2 separate regions of the Mus musculus genome follow, and region 2 is linked to region 1. Evidence: chromatin loops called from intact Hi-C (ENCODE). Cell type or tissue: left cerebral cortex. All regions are shown on one strand. Links, peaks and the distances in the headings refer to the core of each region. The heading gives the core; the rest is flanking DNA.

What was found. Hi-C counts contacts between places; a loop is a spot of excess contacts. Peaks named below come from ENCODE experiments on the same cell type or tissue, not always from the same donor. Only the 100,000 strongest peaks of a DNase experiment are listed, where the experiment ranks them.
Region 2: it touches region 1 in a loop (1.8-fold over the local background); 2 of 42 quality-filtered maps call a loop at or near these places.

Annotation. Positions count from the first base shown.
Region 1 is chr12:24,736,520-24,747,033 of GRCm38, reverse strand. No RefSeq gene overlaps it. Among named protein-coding and RNA genes, the nearest start is that of Rrm2, 34 kb to the right of the region's middle. In left cerebral cortex, for the core only: a CTCF peak has its summit at 5,244 (motif pointing right); no DNase peak of the experiment used is centred there.
Region 2 is chr12:24,819,856-24,830,369 of GRCm38, reverse strand. All of the region lies in intron 1 of 2900060N12Rik (RIKEN cDNA 2900060N12 gene), which reads left to right. Among named protein-coding and RNA genes, the nearest start is that of 2900060N12Rik, 6.2 kb to the left of the region's middle. In left cerebral cortex, for the core only: no CTCF peak of the experiment used is centred there; a DNase peak (open chromatin) is centred at 6,223.

The sequences.
Region 1 (10,514 bases), core at 3,235-8,234:
TTGCATCTGGGAGTCTGTTTGCCAGACATGATTGGGTCCTTAGAGATGGAAGACACAGACCAAGCTAACTTTCCATAAACAGGCTGGCACACGTAATAATTACTACAAAGGGGAAATGGGTGTCTATGCTTCATCTGGGAGGTAATGTGAGGTAGCAGGGAGATGTGAGGGAGAAAGAAGACAGGAGATGGCTCCCTGGGGCCACACTACAGGGATGCAGGCTTGGTTCCAGGCATTTGACATGAAAAAAAGAAATCTCATTACATTTGCAATGGGGCTCTGGAGGCAGAATCCAGGGATGGAGAAACCGGGACTTAGAAGCCAAGCTTTAATGACATAGTAGCTTACTCTGCCTTTCTCCGTGTGTGAAAGTAGGGTAAGCCAAGCAAGCTCTTTGCTTCTCTGGGCTTCAAACCTTCCATTCGGTGGTGGCCTCTGGCTGCTCTATGAGAGTTCACTGTGATAACTGTGAAGCAACTGACACACAGCAGGCCCATGACACATGGCTCTCCTGTCATTCCTGACAGGCAAGCACACTAAAGAGCAGGGAATTTAGGCCACTTAGCCAGTGCCACCTTGCTCCTCGTAAGCAGAGTTGGTCTTGAGGCAGGAGATTAGTGTAGACGCAGCTGAATCCGTACCCTCGGGAGCTGTGTCACAGCGACTGGGGTGATCTCTCCAGCATCTAAGACACCAGAGGGCAAGGTCCTAGCTTGGCTTCTGATCTCCCAGTGTCTCTCATGGAGCCCACGTGCTTAAGTAAACTGAAGGAGTGCCTAGAGCAGGTTGGTGATTCTGAGTGTTAGAAAAAGCATACCAGGGCCAAAAAGGGGGAGTGGGTGGGTAGGGGAGTGGGGGTGGGTGGGTATGGGGGACTTTTGGTATAGCATTGGAAATGTAAATGAGCTAAATACCTAATAAAAAATGGGAAAAAAAAGTTCAAGAAGCCCAAATATTAAGCAATTCAAATGTTACTGAAAATGTATTACTGTCTGATTTAACAAAAATAAATTTTACCAAAAAAATAAATAAATAAAAATAAAAAGCATAGCAGGTCCCTGTGACATCCCTGAGTGTGTCCTGGCCTCCCACACTGACTCTCTGGATGCTTATTCTCACTATAGGGTGGGCTGGACATGACAGAGAATCCCATCAGATACAGTTGGGTTTCACTTAGGCAGAGCCCAGGCTGAGGATCCACAAGGAAACTTGAAATCTTAGCACAATTAAACAGAATACAGGATGGACACACAAGCTTACACTAAACTGAAAATATGAAAGGGAGTGTTGTTTATCCCAGCAGAAGAGTGCTGGGACAGGAGATACCCGGTTCCCCCTTGGGCTTCCTAAGGAACAAAGGTCCCAGAAGAACCCAGTTAATACTTGAAATACCATGCTCAGAAAGACAGAATCTGGAGCTGTCCCCTCCTCTCCCACCTGCTTCCTGTGTACAGGTATTCATCGTTTGTTTGTTTATGGCAATTCTCAGGGCTTTGTAATGCTAGGTGAGCATGCTACCACTGAGCAATAGCTTTATCCCCGTCTGCTTTGTATTTTATGACAAGGTCTCATCAAGTTACCCAGGCTCACCTTGAACTGACTCAGTAGCCCAGTCAGACCTGACTTAATGCTCTTGCCTCAAATGTGGTCTGTAGCTGAGTGTGGTGGCTATTCTTGGTTGTCAACTTGACTACATCTGGAATGTACTACAATCCAGAAATGGAGGGCACACCTGGGATCCAGATCTTGAAGCACAGTGGCCAGGAAAAGCTTGGGCACAGACAGGGTAGTACATACACGCCTTTAATCCCAGGAGACGGAGGCAAGCAGACCTCTGAGTTCAAGGCCAGCCTGGGACAGAACAAGTTCCAAATCCAGTCATGGTGGTGCCCACCTTTAATCTAGGCCACATCTGCTGGAGGCCTACATAAAGACATCGGAAGAAGGAAGACACACTCTTCTTTACCTGCTCGCACTCACTTGCCAGTACATCTGCTGAAACCCACTTCTTCAGGATTTCAGCTTATCCAGAAGACCAGCTGAAACAACTACCCTCGTGGGACAGAGCAACTACTAGATTCTTGGACTTCCCATGCACAGCTGCCCATTGTTGGGTTAATTGGGCTATAGACTGTAAGTCATAGCAATATATCCCCTTGGTATATAGAGACATTCTATAAGTTCTGTGACTCTAGAGAATCCTAACTAAGACAGTGGGATTGCAGTCCTTTGCCACCAGGTCTGGCTCCAGGGTACAGGTTCTCAGGCCAGATGGAATCAACTCCATGAGCCCCCATCTTGGCAGAAATCTCCAAATGACCAACAAGGGCAGGTGAGTAGGAGTTCTTGCAATCTTGACCTAGTCTTTACTTCCACTTGGCCACCATCTTTCTTTTTACAAACAAAGCCCTCAGTCAGGCTTTAATAGGCTAGAGATCCTGCAACCCTTGCCCAAGTCCTGAAGCAGCTCACTTGGTAGTCTGCTGCTGCCTCACTATCTATCCTGGCACATTGTCCCTGAGGTGTCATGGCACACAGATGGTGTCACGTGTCTGGAGTGCCTGAGCTCATATCCAGAGCATCTGAAAGACTGTCTAGGCTCCCTGCTGAGAGCCTCAAGCTTCTTGCTGCCTCTTAAGCACTCAGACTGTGCCCAGAGCCCACCCACCAGTGAAGTGGTGATTTAATCCCCTCCAAACTGAAGGCCAAGTTTGTGCCTCCAGGGAAAGCCTCAGTTCCTGACCCATGACATAGCTCAAACCCCAAAGGCCCCAAGCAAGCCTGCTGGGAAAAGCCACGCTCCAAACAACCACAGCTGAAGGGCCTTCAGAGGGTAGCTAATTAGGGTCTCTCCCTATCCACTCTAGGATGCAGTCACAAGCCAGTGGTCTAATATCCCAGTCTCCCGAGGACTCTGGGACTCAGTTACCTCCTTCACAGATGAGGTATGTTTCCCCTGATCTTTGTTAATATGAACTCTGTCTTGTTGGATCAGCACTAACTAACTGAAGGATCGGAGATGTGCAATGCTGTGTACTTAGCCCTGCTGGAAGAGTTAGAAGGATATGGTATGTGCCTGATGTTGCAGAGTCAAGGGGAGGAGACTGGAATAGCATAGTGACTGACTAGTTTCTGGATACCCACCTACCTCTCCCACCTCGTATCTCCTGAAAAAGGATTATAGACATGGACCACTATACCCAGCTTTTCACATGGCCGATGGGGGAGGGGACCAAACTTGGCTCCTCAAGCTTATGCAGCAGGCTCTACTACCTAAGCCCCTGAATTCTTTTTTTACTTGGCCTTGGCCAAAAGGCCAAGATGCAATATTCTTACCTTACTTTTAACACAAGGCAGGTAGCTATTTTGGTAGAGCCATGCTTGTAGTAGCAAAATAATAAAAAGTAAATCATGAGTCCATGATAGTGATTTTATCAGATTTGTGTTCCTGAGGCCCATCAGGATTTTTTTTTTTTTCTAAAGAAGCAGGGGATGAAAGTCTGACTTTACAGAATCAGACGCACTGGGGCAGAGGTGAGCTGTGAGGAGCCTGGATGTGGGGAGTCTCCATGTTCCTGGGTGCTCAGAACCACCTTACTCAGAGCCAGAGCAGCGGAAGCCCTGCCCCCACCACACCTTCCCACGCCAGAGCAGCTACAGAAACTGAGGCAGGGTGTGCACAGCAGGGCTAGGGTGGTGGCTACAATTCAACACACTTTATTGCATAAATAGCCCATCCCTAATTGGTACCTCTGAGTGGATATAACTTTCACTGCAGTGAAAGTTTGGTTTGGTTTTTTTTTTTTTTTCCAAGACAGTTTCTCTGTGTAGCCCTGCCTGTTCTGGAACTTGCTCTATAGATCAGGCCTTGAATTCAGAGATCCATCTGCCTCTGCTTCCCAAGTGCTGGTATTAAAGGTGTGTACCACCACCATTTGGCACACAATGAAGGTATTCTAAGACTAGGGTGGCTCTCACCAGGTCTTCAATGCATGTGAGATTCTAGAACATTCTCCCAGTATGAAATACAGGCCTTGGCTGTATTACTACTAGGTGGTACTCTGTCCTCTTGGTTGCCAGCACTGACCCTGATTGACCCTCCAGGGCTCACTCAGTCCTGTGGAGATGATGGCCTAGTCTCAGCTCAAGCCATGTTCCCTGAAAGCTCTGGGGTCTGACTGGCCTTGTTGAATGCCCACTCCCAGATATGCTCACATGAGAGCTCTCCAGCCTGAGCCTTCCTTCTCAGACCACACTGCCCAGGAGCATAGGAACATCAGGGCCTTCCCACACCCCTAGGAGCCAAGTCAGTGGCAGTCTGTACAGTAGCCAAGGATGGCCTAGTTGGGCTGATAGTGCACCTGAAGGCTTTTACTTTAATCCCAGTGGCACACAGTGGCCCAGAAGCCCCAGATCCCTTGGTGGCATAAACCAAAGCCTATCCCAGCTCCAGGTCAAAGGTGAAACACAACTCTAACCAGATATTGGCCAGGAAAGCAGGTATGCCCATGAACAGAAATAGACACAAAGGGTTAAAATTTATAGAATCCTGAGGGGGAAGGGAGAAATGTTGACAAGGTATCCAAGAGGGAAGCAGGAAGCTGAACTTTCTGTCAGGATGCAGCCACTTGGAGGTTAGGGCCAAAGAGCACTGTGACACACAGGGACCATGACTGAAGCTTCAAGGACAGGGACATCTCAGTGTTCCATGTGTACTCAGTGTGCACACATCCCCTCACCCCAAACTCACACGCCCTATCACACCAGTGTCTTGGGTATAGCCATAACCATGAAGAAAGGCTGCAGGCATTCACAGGAATTATGGGGGAGGGGAATACACCGTTTGAGACTGAGTTCTTGCCATTTCATTGGATGGGGACTGAAGCAGATACCTTGACCTGCTGAAGGAAAATGAAGGAGGCCAGTGCCAGGCACAGTGTGACAGGTCTTGGGCCCAACAGCCTGAACTAGGACTATGACACTCAGGAGTTGGGTGCCTGGGGACAGATTCTTGATTTCTCTGTGCCTCAATGACTTTTTTTTTTTTAAAGATGTATTTGTTTATTTTATGTATATGAGTACACTGTAGCTGTATAGATGGTTGTAAGCCTTCATGTGGTTGTTGGGAATTGAATTTAGGACCTCTGCTCGTTCCAGTCGGCCCCCTTTTTCTCAGTCCCTGCTTGCTCCAGCCCAAAGATTTATTTATTATTATAAATAAGCACACTGTAGCTCTCTTCTGTCGCCAGAAGAGGGCACCAGATCTCATTATGTATGGTTGTGAGCCACCATGTGGTTGCTGGGATTTAAACTCAGGACCTTTGGAAGAGCAGTCCGTGAGCCATCTCACCAGCCCCGTGCCTTGATGTCTTAATGCGTAAAAAAATGGTGTAATACTAACTAATCCTTAATACTAACAAGTCTATAATACTAGTTCTAACTAGTCCTTCTTCTTTTTTTTTTAAAGATATTTTCTTTATTTACATTTCAAATGTTATCCCCTTTCCTGGTTTCCCCCTCTGAAAACCCCCTATCCCATCCTCCCTCCCCCTGCTCACCAACCTACCCACTCCTTCTTCCTGGTCCTAGCATTCCCCTACACTGGGGCATCGAGCCTTCACAGGACCAAGGGCCTTTCTTCCCACTGATGTCCATCCTCTGCTACATATGCAGCTGGAGCCATGAGTCTCTCCATATGGACTCTTTAGTTGGTGGTTTAGTCCCTGGGAGCTCTGGGGGTACTGGTTGGTTCATATTGCTGTTCCTCCTATGGGGCTGCAAACCCTTTCAGGTCCTTCAGTCTTTTCTCTAGCTCCTCCATTGGGGACCCTGTGCTCAGTCCAATAGATGGCTGCAAGCATCCTCCTCTATATTTGTCAGGCACTGGCAGAGCCTCTCAAAAGACAGCTATAGCAGGCTCATGTCAGCAAACACTTGATGGCATCCACAATAGTGTCTGGGTTTGGTGACTGTATGTAGGATGGATCCCCAGGTGGGGCAGTCTCTGGATGGCCTTTGCTTTGGTCTCTGCTCAGCACTTTATATCTTCTCCCATGGGTATTTTGTTCCCCCTTCTAAGAAGGACCGAAGTATCCACACTTTGGTCTTCTTTCTTCTTGAGCTTCAGGTGGACTGTGAATTGTATCTGGGGTATTCCAAGCTTCTGGGCTAATATCCACTTATCAGTGAGTACAAAACATGTGTGTTCTTTTGTGATTGAGTTACCTCCCTCAGGATGATATTTTCTAGTTCCATCCATTTGCCTAAGAATTTCATGAATTCATTGTTTTTAATAGCTGAGTAGTACTCCATTGTGTAAGTGTACCACATTTTCTGTATCCATTCCTCTATAAACTAAATGGGTATTTGTTTAAAATATTTAGAATCAGGAAAGAAGAGGTGGCTCAGCATTGAAGAGCACTGATTGCTCTGACAGACGACCTGGGTTCATTTCCCAGCATCCACATGGTGACTCACAACCATCCATAGTTCCATTTTCAAGGGATTCAGTACACCCTACTGACCTCCATAAGCACCAGGCACACACATCAAACACCCATACACATAAAGATTGTGTGTGTGTGTGTGTGTGTGTGTGTGTGTGTGTAAAATCATGAGTCATGTGTGGTAGTGGTGGTCCATGCCTATAATCCAAGCATTTAGGAGGCAGAGATGGAAGATGAGGAGATCAAGGCCATCCACAACTGCATAGGGAATTTGAATTCAAGCCCAACATGGGTTATGTAAGATCTGTTTGAAGAAAAGAAAAGACAAAAGATTTAGAACACTGCCTGTCAGGAGCAAGGATACCACAAGTTTGGTAATATTTCTTATCTTTGTGTCTTGCTTATCATGTGACCATGAGTACAAGCTAACCCTGCAGGCTTCTGTCTCTGCCTCCACACCCAGAACGGCCTGCAAGAGGAATACACACAGCTACAAGGGATCTGGATTGCAGTTCCTAGCCTGGCTGCCTTGGTTCCTCTCTTATCTACACCCAGAGCCACCTCAATCTCACCTTCCTCTCACATGCCCTGGCTGGTGTCTGTGCCACCTCCCTCCCTCACACTCAGCTCAACACCTGAAAGAGTCACGAGCATCCTGTAGGCCTGCCCACTCCCCTCCTGTGTGGTGTGCCCTGGGCCATCCTGGCTCAGCTCAGGGCCACCAACTGCAGCCTGGGCGTTTTGTCTGACCAATCTTGCTTCTGCTCAGTCTTTCCCTCTCTCCAGCATGGTCTTTCACATGCTCAGACTTGACCAAACGTATATAGAAAGCTTTCCCCCTGCCCTCCGCCCTCTGCCCTCCCCATTCCTCTTCCCTCCTCTTTTTCCACTTTAAGTATTTTCTATTCAGGGACTGGCAGTCTATTTTGACCTGCCCACCTGTTTCCATCTTCCTACAGAAATCTGAGCTCTCCAAGGTCTTTTTTCTCCGAAACCTGATAGAATTTCCTCAGTCCTACTGGGCCACCTGTCTGTCTGTACAGACCATTCTTCAGATAATTCTCAATTCCTGGTTCCCACTGCCTGTTGGTCCCTCGTGCCCCTTGCACATGCTCCTCCAGATCCTGTCCCTCATGCTCTGAACACCTTTGGTCCACCTTCTTTCTCTTTCTTTTTATTCGTTTTATGTATATGAGTACACTATTGCTGACTTCAGACACACCAGAAAGGGGCGCCGGATCCCATTACAGATGGTTGTGAGCCACCATGTGGTTTCTGGGAATTGAACTCAGGACCTCTGGAAGAGTAATCAGTGCTCTTAACCACTGAGCCATCTCTCCAGCCCCTGTGACATCACTGACTTCTCCGTTGAAATCGGTCCTTTTAGCTTTTCATCTTCCGGCTTGACTTCACCTCCATAAACAGGATGTTCTCTAGGCCTGCATTGTGCTCCTGCCACAAATCTCCAGAAGAAGTTGAGCATCTATATACGAGCTCTTGGTGGCCTCCTGTCCCCTCCCAGTCACCTTCCTCTGTTTCCAGAAGCACGAGATGGTATTTTCTACTTACTCCTGTCCCCAGCACACTCCATGCCCTATCTGAGTCCTGCCTATGTTGAGGCTCTGTCCCTCTGGGTACTTCCTCTACAGTTGCTCACCCATCAACACACTGACATTGTGACTCATCCTGTAGGATTTAGCCAAGATGTTTCCTCCTCTGGGGCACCATTGATAGCTCCCCAGGTAGGCTGGATCCCCAACTCTGATCAATAGATGTTAGAGCTGCCTTTGTAGTTCAGTCGATACTAACTCAGAAGAGGGTTTTTCTTAAGTGTATTAGGAACTGCAAGTTGAGAGGTAGATTATAATAGCTCTGAATCCATGTTCTAAGGAAGGTGGGGAGGATGGGCACTCATATGGGAAGAAAAGAGCTATGTGGCTAGTAAAAGGTGAATGGACAAACGTGCTTGGGAGAGAAATGTTCATGGAACAAACTTTCAATAAAAAATTAGATTTATTTTTTTGTGTGTATATGGGTATTTTGTCTGCATATATGGATACCTGTATGTGTGTATCACCTAAATATGTGCTGTGTGTGTGTGTGTGTGTGTGTGTGTGTGTGTGTGTGTGTGTGTGTGTGTGACCTGTGCATATGTCTGGTGCCCTTTGACATCAGAAGAGGGCTTTGGATCCACTGAAGCTGCAGTCCCAGGCAGCTGTGAGCCACCATGCTGGTGATGGGAATCAAACTCCGGTTCTTGGCAAGAGTAGCAAGTGCTCTTGACTACTGAGCCATCCTTCCAGCCCCAGGAAATGGTTTCTTGATAAGCTTCACAGCCCCTGAGTACAACGAACCTGTTCAGTGTCCTGGTTGTTCCAGTGCCTGTGGCCAAAGGGTATAGGTGACTAAAGTTCACATTCTAGGTCATGCTGGAAATGCAGGTACACCCTGCTCTGCTCCAGTGGCCTCTGCCTGCATTGATCATAGTTCCTTTTAAAAAAAAAGATTTATTTATTTATTTATTTATTTATTTAATGTAGGTACACTGTAGCTGTCCTCAGACACCCTAGAAGAGGGCATCAGATCTCATTACGGATGGTTGTGAGCCACTATGTGGCTGCCGGGAATTGAACTCAGGACTTTTCAAAGAGCAGTCAGTGCTCTTAACTGCTGAGCATCTCTCCAGTCCTCATAGTTCCTTTTTATTTCCACATTACATCATCTTTCCATCTGTAGATTTGGTCAGGGGTCAAGCAGGGTCATCTCTATAGACTGGACGGCAACACAAAGCAGCACATCACTGGCCACTGACTGACTGACTGAATGAATGAATGAATGAATGAATGACTCTTTCAGTTCCGAGCTTGTGTGTCATTTACTGACTTTAAAAACTGAACAAGCACTGGGCAGTGGTGGCACACGCCTTTAGACCCAGCACTTGGGTGGCAGAGGCAGGCGGATTTCTGAGTTTGAGGCCAGCCTGGTCTACAGAGTGAGTTCCAGGACAGCCAGGACTATACAGAGAAACCCTATCTCGAAAAAGAAAAAGAAAAAATCTGAACAAATTTGAACTTCAAATGAATCAAGAGTGAAGCAAAAAAGGCTGAAAACTGTAAACCAGAATACAAACTTTGTGATCTTCAGAGCTGCTCCATCCTAAACTGGGTGTGGTGAGGATGCTGCCCTCCCTGGGCAGGGTGGCTCTCATTCCAGATGTGAAAACTATGCTTAAAACCAAGTTTACTGACTGACCTTCCCATACAACTCCAGAATGTAGATTTAAACATCAAAAGGAAGCCAACAGGGGCCTGGAGAAATGGCTCAGAGGTTGAGAGCAGTGGCTGCTCTTCCAGAGGTCCTGAGTTCAATTCCCAGCAACTACATGATGGCTCATACCCATCTATAATGAGATCTAGTGCCCTCCTCTGGCCTGCAGGCATACGTACAGGCAGAACACTACATAAATGATAAATAGATCTTCAAAAAGGAGAGAGGGCAGCCAACAGAATGGGGGAATAGCTCAGCACAGAACTACCCAAGACAGTTTAAAGTGGTAGAGTATCGTATTGCACAGGTCTAAATTCCCATCAGGGGTTTGCTTAGAGCAGTGGTTGCAGGCTGTGGGAGCCACTGAGTGGCCTAGAGAGTTTCAGCTTCAGTGATGTGTCAGTCACCCAGCCTATTGAATGACTTCCAAACCTGCCCCTGCACTTGTACACCAGCATAATTATACCTACCTCACAGGGTTCTCCTGAGGGCAAATTAGAGGGCCCATCACTACAGAGAGCATCCAAGCAATGTCCTCATCATCAGAGGGGACTGTACAAACATACTGAAAATGGTTACAATTTAAAAGTATTCCCACATACCTCCCATAGAGTCACCTGGGAAGAAGGGACCTCAACTGAAGAGCTAGCCAGATTAGATTAGCCTGTGTGTTCTTTTCTTAATTGCTAATTAATATAGGATGGCTCACACCCTTGTGGACAGTGACATCCCCAGGCTGGTAGGCCTGGGCTGGGTAAGAAAGCCACCCAATGGACCAGAATGGAGATAATACTTTGTAAA
Region 2 (10,514 bases), core at 3,777-8,776, 83 kb before region 1:
CCCACTCCAGAATAGCCATCAACTACTAGGTACAGCACTTCCTCAAGGACCACTCTAGAGGCTTCAGTAGTAAGAGCGGGCAAGTAGTGCTTCAGGAAACCTGGCTGTGGACTCAGCTCTCTCTGAAAAGGGGGTTATTGAATTTAGTTGGGATAGTCTCTTGCTGCTAATATTCTCTGGGTGAACAGCTGAGTCCTAGTAAGGTAGTCTTTTAGAGGATGGGGAGAAAATAATTGAGATCTTTCACTCTTAATATTGTGTTCCAACTAGCTGGGACCAATTAGAAATCAAACCTGTCCAATAATCTACTTCCTAAAATAGTCCCAAGTCTGGACCTCTCTATTAATATAACCTTGGATCGAGGACCTCTTTGTCTCTGTCTCCTCCCCCCCCCCCCTTTAGGGACGTGTTGAGAAAGTGTACAGGTGGCTGAACATATAAACTGAAGGGAAAAATTAAAATACCATTTTAAAACCTTAAAAAGTGGGTGTTAGAAACATATTGCAACCTAAAGTAGGCAGCATAAGATACAATCCTAGAACAAATACTGTCTACCAAAGGAATTCTGTGAGGCCAGATTATTCTTTTAGAAAAAGACAGAACATAGTTTTTATTGAGGGTGACTCCTTTAATAGAGACCTGACTCTGGTGTTAACCTGTCATCCCCTGGCCTTATTGCTTGGTGGGACAATCAGGTCACTTTAGGGTGATGTCATGGGATGAACTGTCTGCTAGGCTCTGTGTTCCTGGAGTCAGTAATGCCTATGGAGGATTAGGACTAGGACTGGAGACAGTCGGACACTTTTTAGGAGGTCTGGAACGAGACGTTGTAAAAGTTGACAGTTTATTGTGCCTTCAGCCTTGAGTGGAGATGAAGTAATTGTTGCCCGTTTTTAGATATTCTCTGAATGATTAGCATCCTTTCCTGTAGCGTTAAGTAGGTTTCTGACCCCAAGTAAAGGAGCCAGATTTTAAAAATGAAGGCAGAGGTGCCAGGCTTTCCTCCTGCTTTTGGTTTCCTTGTGTCAGCCCAAGTGAGAGATAAGTACTTTTTAGCAGAAACTGTCTTTTAGGTGCCTGTTATAACTTTATGAAATTATTTATTTTAACATCTAGAATGGGAAAGATTTGAGCCATCTGAGAAATTTTATGTCAGAGTATAGGTCAAGTATCTTGGCCTATAATAATAGCTTAGATTTTAGAGTCAGGAGATCTTGGTTTTGGTTGGGGTTTTTTTGTTTGTTTGGTTGGTTGGTTGGTTGGTTTTTGTTTTGTTTTGTTTTCTGTCTTCACTACTTACTAGCCAATTTTGGAGCCTTTTTAACCTCACTTTCCTTATATAAGAAAAGAAGTAATAATATTGTGTACAAAAAGCTTACAACTGTGTTACATTGTAACATTTAGAAACAACCACATTAGTCAGAATTCTCCAGAAAAATAGACCAATCAGGATCTACAAAAAGATATAGAAGAAAGTATGTTATAAGGAACTGGCTTGAGATGATAAAGACATAGAAGCCTTATGCAAAGCAGTCAGGAGCGCACGTGGTATATAGGTCCAGTCCAAATCTAAAGGCCTAATGACCAGAAGAGCTGTTACTCCCTCAGAATCTGAACGACAGCTGCACCAGTGTTGACACAATTGTTGATATGGATGTCCCAGCTTAAACAGATTTTTCTTCCTCTACCTTTGAGGGTTTGTTTTGTTTTGTTTTGTTTTGTTTTCAGTTCAATCATGATACCACCCACACTGAAGAAAGCAATTTTCCTTACACAGTCTACCAATTCAAAAAATAATCTTTTCTATAAACATCCTTATAGACACATTCAGAAATACTATTTTACTATCTGTCCAGTCCTTCATCAACCCAGTGAAGTTGATGTATTAAATTAACCATTCAAGAAATTTAATGTAATTCTAAAAATGAAAAATGTTTCTCTCCTATGAAACTATTGCATCTGGATTTAACTGAGTTTCACTATATACATGTATTAAGACATCATGTGATATACTATAAATACAGATATTTTGTCAACTACACCTTAAATTTTAAAATACTCCATCTTTATGTCTTTAATAAGGAAGTAGATTGTTGAGTTAACATTTTGAGTTAAGAACCAGTGATGAGAATATAAAGTGGATAGAGGCCTCCCCACTAGTATCTGCTAATTTGACTAGGAGCCTTTAAATGAGAGAGAACTGAATGAATTATATGTAATTCTTCATTGTCCTGCCTCAGCTAGCCAACCTATGACAGCAATCCCCATGTCCCTAACTCTTAAAATCATTTATTGAGTGCTGTCTTACTGTGTTCAGGGAACTGTGTGGATGTTGTAAAATAAATAAATAAATGGTACTTATAATCAAAAGGCAAAATCATCATGTATATGAGACAGTAGAGTAATACAAAGTACCAGGTTAGGTCAGTTTTTAATGTTAAAACACACACACACACACACACACACACACACACACACACACACACACAATGTTCCTTCTAGAAGACACAGAAGCTTAGTTGGCAGACAAAGGACCTAAAATTTATTCCTAAATATTACAGCAAATAGCTGTGAATTTTAGAAGTTCACTTAAGTTCTTTTTCTGCCCTAAGCTTCCCATTGTTAAGGGTAAATAATGCTAACTGTCCTACTTTACAATAGTAAAGAGTGATTGTGAGCTTGGAATTAATAATAGACTGGATTTTTAAAGATATTACTATTATTTTAACTCTAAAAATAACTTCAAGTGGTAAAGAGGACTTAAAATAGAAATCACATCTTTAACTAGGGTTACTAACTTCAGCCAAAGCCGAAGTACCAAGCAGCGTTTTTTGGGTGACAAGTGACAGGGTAGCAGTGTTCCCTTGCCCTTGCCTCTGAAAATGGAAATGGCTATGATAATTAAAGATTGCTACAATAAAATGTTCCCTTCTCAACTTATTTTTAACTTTGAATAAACCATTCAGAAGAAATGAATAATCTGCCAAGCTGCTTTTGTTGTATAAAAATGGTATGTGTCATGAAAGTGGAGCTCTTGGGCAATTATTTTGCGTATTTTATACTCTATATATCCTGGAATCACTTCAAGATGAATGCCGTTAAACTACGTACATAATAAGGTTGGCTAACTGGATGGCACCCTTTAGCACTCACAGTAAGCTTAACCTGGGAACGTTAACCTCTAAGACCTAATATCCTGCAATTATGAAATAACAAAGGAAGACTGAACAAGAGATGTCCCATGCAGCAAAGGTCCTGGCTCTCCAGACTCTGCCGCTTTAGAGGCCGCCAACAGTCTCATTGCTTCCATATTGAACAAACTAGATGATTTCAGTGCTCCCTCCTCCTCTGTAACGGAATGAGTCCCAAGAATTTTGAGGGCTCTCTCTCTCTCTCTCTCTCTCTCTCTCCATCTCTATCTCTCCCTCCATCCCTCTGAATCTAATATTTAACCTAGGTTTATTTGGCTGAAAGATGCAACAAAACCATTTTTCTCAAGGGAATGGCAGAGCTTTTCAGGTGCTCCATGGGTTTCAGAGCTACTTGTAATTTTCTGTTCCCTAGTCAATCTTCTCTGAAATGTGTATTCTCCAGTGACCTATACAAATACCTATTTGAGATCTGTGTGTCTTAGGGAAAACATCTGTTTTCCTTTTATTTGTTTCTTGTTTTCTTTTTATTTTATGTGTATGGGGGGCTTGTCTGTTCATCAGTTGTGTGCCTGATGAGGCCAGAAGAGAACATTGAATCCCTCTGAACTGAAATTACAGTTGTAAGCCACCATGTGAGCGCTAGGAGTTGAACCCAGATCCTGGAAGAGTTGCTAGTGTTCTTAACCACTGAATCATCTCTCCTGCTCCTGGGCTGTTTCATTTTTATATGAATGAGTTAAATCTCCTTTAAGATAATGCCTCGGTCTGGACATAGTGACTGTAACCCCAGCGCTTGGGAGGCTGCTGCAGAATTGTTACCAGTTAGCAGCCACCCTGAGCTACAAAGTGAGTTCCAGGCCAACTTGGGGTATGGTGTGAGACCTGTCTCAAAAATCAATCAATCAGTCAAATAATGCATTTATTGGTGTAAAGATGCAGATTCTAAGCCCTGACCTGTAGGTATTGAACAATTCTCTTCTGTGTCCACAAGTTTATATAATGATATTTACATTTAAATTACAAAACATCGTAACTTCAAAGCTTTAGAGTCACCTCAGGTTATCACCATCCATTACACCTGAAGCATTAATTGCATTAGTAAGAATGCCATACTTTTCTTAGTTCTGCCTGATGTTTCTGTTTATTTCTGCTTATTTGGATTTTAAGATATTCCCTTCCTGAAATGTATTGACATATCACTGCTGTGCTACACAGTCTGGACTGTCCACTAAGAGAGGGCTCCACTAATGCCCTCTCGTTGTTGCCAGATCTCTCATGTCTGTAATAACTAACCCTAAAAGCCTGCAGCTCTGAGCAGGTCTGACCTTCTGTAGGGGAACCTGTTGAATAGCACATCTTCCTATAGGTCCCTCCAACCCTTCTGTTGCTCACATTGGATTTGGGACTTGCAACACCAACACCAGTGAAGACACAGGAGCCATCTCTGCTGTGTAATCATAACGTCTGTGGTTACACACCTAACCCAGTTCCCTTGCCAAGGACCTGCTCTCCAGGATAGGTGGCTCTCCAGTACATGAGGCACCCGCTAAGGAATGAATGCCTTACAATCAGATAAGGCAGGGTTTCAGTTTCATCAAATTATCTTTTAATTTATTTTCCATCTGAAAGCATATATTTCTTCCTGTTTGGGTTTTTGTGTGTGAATTCTAATCTAGACCTAAAACACTATATATATATATATATATATATATATATCACAAGGCAGTGTTTAAAAAAAACACAAATACCACCCTTAAGAAACAAAAGAAGCACTGTGTTCCTGAGGACACTTAATCCCATGTTACTAATAAATAGGTAAGACGGTGCCACTTCCAAAGTAAACATAGGTCAGGTAAGAAATTAGAAATGTCAAGGGAGAAACTTTCACTCCAGTTTTCATTTGAAATACTGTCCTAATTTGTGGAGCTACTGGAGATAGGCTTATAGAGAGGCCCCACCAGGTGAAGGAGGTGAGAACTAGAACCAGATTGCCCTGAGTTTGAAATCTACTTATTTGATTTTGTGTAAACTGATTCTTTGGCTCTTAATGATTTCATTTCTAAAATGGGAACCCAATTTTTTATATACTTCAGATTAAGAGTTGCCAAATTTTCAACTCTGGGCAAATATTTCCATCACTAATGGTCATTGCTATAAAAGATGTGGTGGATCTTGCAGTCTCTGTCATGTTTATGGTGGTGCCATATGCCAGGAAAAGATATAAGCCAACAACACTTCAGTTACCCCACTTAAAATGGCAGGACGGAGGGGGGTCAGGGAGAAGGGTGTGACATCGATGACTTCAATTACCAAGAAGTTATTAAAAGACAATAAAGTCCTGGTCTACCTCACCTGAAAACACTAGCAAAATTTTACATTAAAGAAATAAATAGGATGACAGCTAGGTTTTATTTTTTCCTCTTATATGCTAAACATGCAGCAGTGTGTTTGATTATTTTTGGCTATCAGTATCTATTCTGAGTTTGTATAACCTACACAATAGGAAAAGGATTTTTAAAAAGGCAAGCAAAGAGTAATGGCTCAGGCCTGTAGTCCCAGCTCTGGGGAGGTAAAGGCAGGAGGACTACTGTAAGTTTGAAGACAGTGTGGTCTACACAGGTACAAGCCAGATTGAGCTACATAGTAAGACTCTGTCTCTAAAGTATAGGTAAATCAGCTGGGCATGGTGGCGCATGCCTTTAATCCCAGCACTCAGGAGGCAGAGACAGGTGGATCTCTGTGAGTTCAAGGACACCCAGGGTTACACAGTGAGACCTTGTCTCAGAGAAAAAAAATAAAAAAAGTAAATAGACAGTAAATTACATAAGAATCTCATAGGTAAGACCTAAGAAAATAAATATAATTTGGACTATCATTTTAAGACATAAATTACTATTTTGAAGATTTTGGAAATCTCAGGTACATTAGACACTGTCCTTTAATACAGTGTTTCTGTAAATACTGTCTCTAAATCTACAAAAAAAAATTTTAAGTTAGCATCCAGCCAGTAAACTAATGAAATGATCCTGTTATTCTAGGACAGGAGCCAGGAACTTGGTCTTATTGCATAAAGTGACTCATTCCTCATGTAAAATGTATTCAGCTACTGGTCCCTAGATAGTCCTCTGAGAGAGCACTTAAAATTGTTCCCTCTGGAGTTACTTAAGTGTCATCAAAAGATAAATTAGCAGACAAATAAAATAGACTCAAGTATGTCTGATAGAACCCAAGAAGGCAGTAATACATTAGGATTATCTCTTTCAGAGCGAGGCAGATTTCTGGAGAGAAATCAAAGCAGGACTAGAATGTCTAGGCTGTGGCTTTCCCATTTTTCATGGGTCATTCCCAAGCACTCACAGATACTTGGGGAGTTTGCTGGATGGACCTCGGTACCTGCAGAACACCTACTGCCCAGAAGCTTGTAAGTGGGTCCTTCCTGTGTCAGCAGCATACGACTGTTCAGAGGGGAGGGGTCATGGGGACATACCCTTTCATAGCATTTGCCAGAGCTAGAGCTAGAATTCTAAATTGAAACCAGTGTTCACTGAAAGTTTTGAAAGCATTTTCCTATAAATTCCAGTGCTGCCATTGATGCTTAGCTGGGCCCTGTAGCCTGTTTGGGAGGCCAAGGCAGGAAAAGCTTGAGTTCTAGGCTATCTTGGGCTATACAGTAAGACACAAGCCTCCCAAGGCAAAGGACTACTAAGCTATCATACCCCCACTGAGTGTACCTGCCTGCTGCCTCCAGTGTAGCAGCTGTAATGATGACCTCTGGCATCAAGTCTTTAAAGGGGACGTGTCAGTGGTTAACGCCACTACCTGCTCTTCCAGAGAACCAAGATTTGATCCTCAGCACCCACATGGTGCCTCACAAAACTCAGATGCCCATTTCTAGCCCCTTCAGGCACCACATGTACTTGGTGCATAAACGGGTGTGCAGGCAAAACACCCAAAACACAGAAATAAAAATAAAGCAATTAGCTGCTGTGTATACCAGTGGAGGTTCTTTCAATTCAATGCTGAGGAAACCAAGCTGATAACTGAAAACATCCGTTACTGCATGACGTCAGCTGCTGAGCTTAAGTAGCCAGAGAAGATGTGGTCAGCCTGCCAACCATCAGCTTGGTGATGTGGGACCCAGTGGTGGTTCTGGAGATCCTCTGTAGCTCCTCCCCCAGAGCCACACCCTGCTAAATCACACAGCCATGATAAGGATCTCTCTTTAGACTTTCAGGTTTTCCCAGTTTGGGTGATGGCCCCTCCACCCCTAGGCCTGCTCCACCAGTAGCTGCTAGGGTAGCTGCCATCCTCCTCCAGTTCCACCAGAAAGCAGCTTGCATAGTTCTTAGTTGTACCATGTTGGAACTCCTGACTTGTTATTTATTTCCTGTCTCCATTTCCCAGATCTTCTCAATAACATTCTCAATATCTTACAGCCTTCTCTTAATTTATAATTTTTCTTCAAAATTTCTCATCAAATGTTTTTAGATTTTATGTATATATATATATGTATATATATATACACACATATACATACATATATACATATATATACATGTGTGTATATATATATACATACATGTATATATCTATCATTGAAGATTTAATAGTATAAGTAAAATTTCGCACACTGGAGTTTATGAGAAATTATTTAATGAAACAAGCAAGTGATACAGATACTTAGAGCTACCTTAATGTATGTGGGGGAGCTACGCCCATCACCTAGCCCATTGCTTGCCACGCTCACATATTACCCAGATAAAACAATTACGAAATATAAGCATTAAGAATTATGAGGTCCACCTAAAGCTCCTGGCATTCACAGAATCGATGCCAATCTCATGGCAGCAACATTATTGCCACCAAATATTAAATATTCCCAAAGGCAGGAGTAATTGTTATAGCCTGCTAAGCAGGTTTTTCTGAAATAGTGGATTCCACTATAATTATAAGGACACTCTGTCATAACTGATGTTAAAATGCACATGGAACAAAGAATTCCAGATAAACATCACCCTGAGTCACATCTGTATATGTTAAAGACTCTCTTTGAACTGCACTTTAATAAAATTCAGTGCCTACTAAACAACTTTGTACACCATAAGTCATAATGCTACTTAATAGAATGTGAATTCATTTGTCAGAATTTTCTAAATATGCACATGGTAAACTTATAGGTTTTGGTTTTTTTGGTTTTGTTGTTGTTGTTGTTGTTTTGTTTTGTTGTTGTTGTTGGGTTTTTTTTGGTTTTTTCGGGGGGGTTGGGTTTTTTTTGTTTGTTTTGTTTTGATTTGGTTTTGGTTTTTTGAAACAGGGTTTCTCTGTATAGCCCTGGCTGTCCTGGAACTCACTTTGTAGACCAGGCTGGCCTCGAACTCAGAAATCCACCTGCCTCTGCCTCCCCAGTGTTGGGATTAAAGGCGTGCGCCACCACGTCCGGCTAAATTTATAGTTTTATATTTGTTGAGAATTTCAGATTACGCTATGATGGTGCCACCTGTAGTCTCAGGACTGAGACTGGAAGGTCATGAGCTACAGAGCAAGGCTGTAGTCAGTTTGTGTGTGGAGTGGGGGTTCCAGACACCATGTGTGTACATACGAAAGCCAGAAGGGGATGTTGGGTGTCTTCTATGGCTTTCTGCTTTTTTCCTTTAAAGCAGGGTCTCTTGCTGAACTGAAGCTTGCTGTCTGACTGGGCTGACTGACCAAGGAGCTCCTGGGATCTACTTGTCTCCATCCCCCATCCCCCATCTCCCCAGGGCTGGGGTAAAAGGCACCAAGTCTGGCTTTTATATGGGGGCTGGGGATTCAAACTCAAGTCCTAATGCTTATAGCACAAGCATTCTTATACATCCATATAGTTTAAAAGAAAAACAGAAACAAATACACATGTAGCACTGTAATTTAAAATATTTCACGTTACACATGAGCAACATTGAGATTTAAGTCTAAAACACGTTTACTATTTCCAAAGTTGTATCAAGATTTCTTTACAAAGATATAGCTTACTTAATGTCTGAGACAATTTATGTGAGTATTTCAAAGCCTACCCCTTTCAGATAGGATGTGAACATACAAGCATATTTCAAATAAAGGTACTTGTCAAATCGAGAATGTGAACATTTTTTCAGGCAAACAATTTAGTGAAGAAAAAAAGATCTTCACTTAAAATATACACAATATAAATCCTCCACATTTTCAAATTGAAATAAGTTCTAGTTTCTAAAGATGAAATGTGCTTTATTTAGAGTTGTTTACAAATTGACATATTGCAAATGTGCTAGAAACGTTAATACTATCTCTGAAAACTTGGGCAGTGGGTCATAATGTGGACCTGAGCTTGGCAAAGTGATTATTTCTTCAATTTAATGCTGTTTCTGTAGAATGTGAAATATTCAATCCCAGGGCCCCAAGCAGTGGAGACAAAGAACCGTTTGTCCTTTGACCTCTACACTTGTGCCATAGCACACACATGCTCACAAACAGATACACACACACAAATAAATATAATAAAAATTTTAGGAGAAGGGAAAATCTATTTTGTACCCTGGGCAGAGGTCTCATCTGATGAGCAAAGGGTATAATTGACTGCTTAGATATGAACCAGACATTCTCCCCTATTGGGAAAACCAAACATCAGAGATCTATTGAAGGAGTCTGGAGAGGTGAGTCAGCTATTGAGAGCACGGGCAGCTCTCCCAGAGGACCCAGGTTTGATTCATAGCATCCACATAGTAGCTAACAATTGTAACTCCAGCTCTAGGGTATTTGATGCCCCTCTTTTGGCCTTTGTGGGCACTTCACATGTGTGTCCCACAGACATACATGCAGCAGACTACACATACACATTTTTTAAATGTATATGGAACTAATTGGGGAAGAAATGGAGCAAAATGAATCATCACTACCTGTTAATGATGAAGTGGAACACGACTCTCTCCCATATTTAAATAGCTCAAGACAGCCTCACTGTCCCCTCAATAAAAGCAGAGTATCTATGCTAACAGAAAAGATTGTGGGAATGTACAGTCTGTAAAGTTCCTCCCCACCCCATGCGCCCACATTTACATTTCTACTGCACAGTGTAGGAGCTACAGCCAGAAAGCATAGTAATTAAACTTTCAGTCAGAATTCTGTTTCTAAACTCAATGTCCAGAACAATCTTCTCAACACTAGTTCAATAATTCTAGCAGCTTTAACACAAGCTAAATAATGAGAACAAGACCAGCAATGTACGTTTTGTTTGCTGTCTTGCCAATGCAAGTTGAAATACCCAAGAGAATGCACAAGTGCAGGGAGACAGGGGAGGGTGACTAGAGTCAAACTTGACACAGAACAAACTATGCAGAAGAATATTCCTCC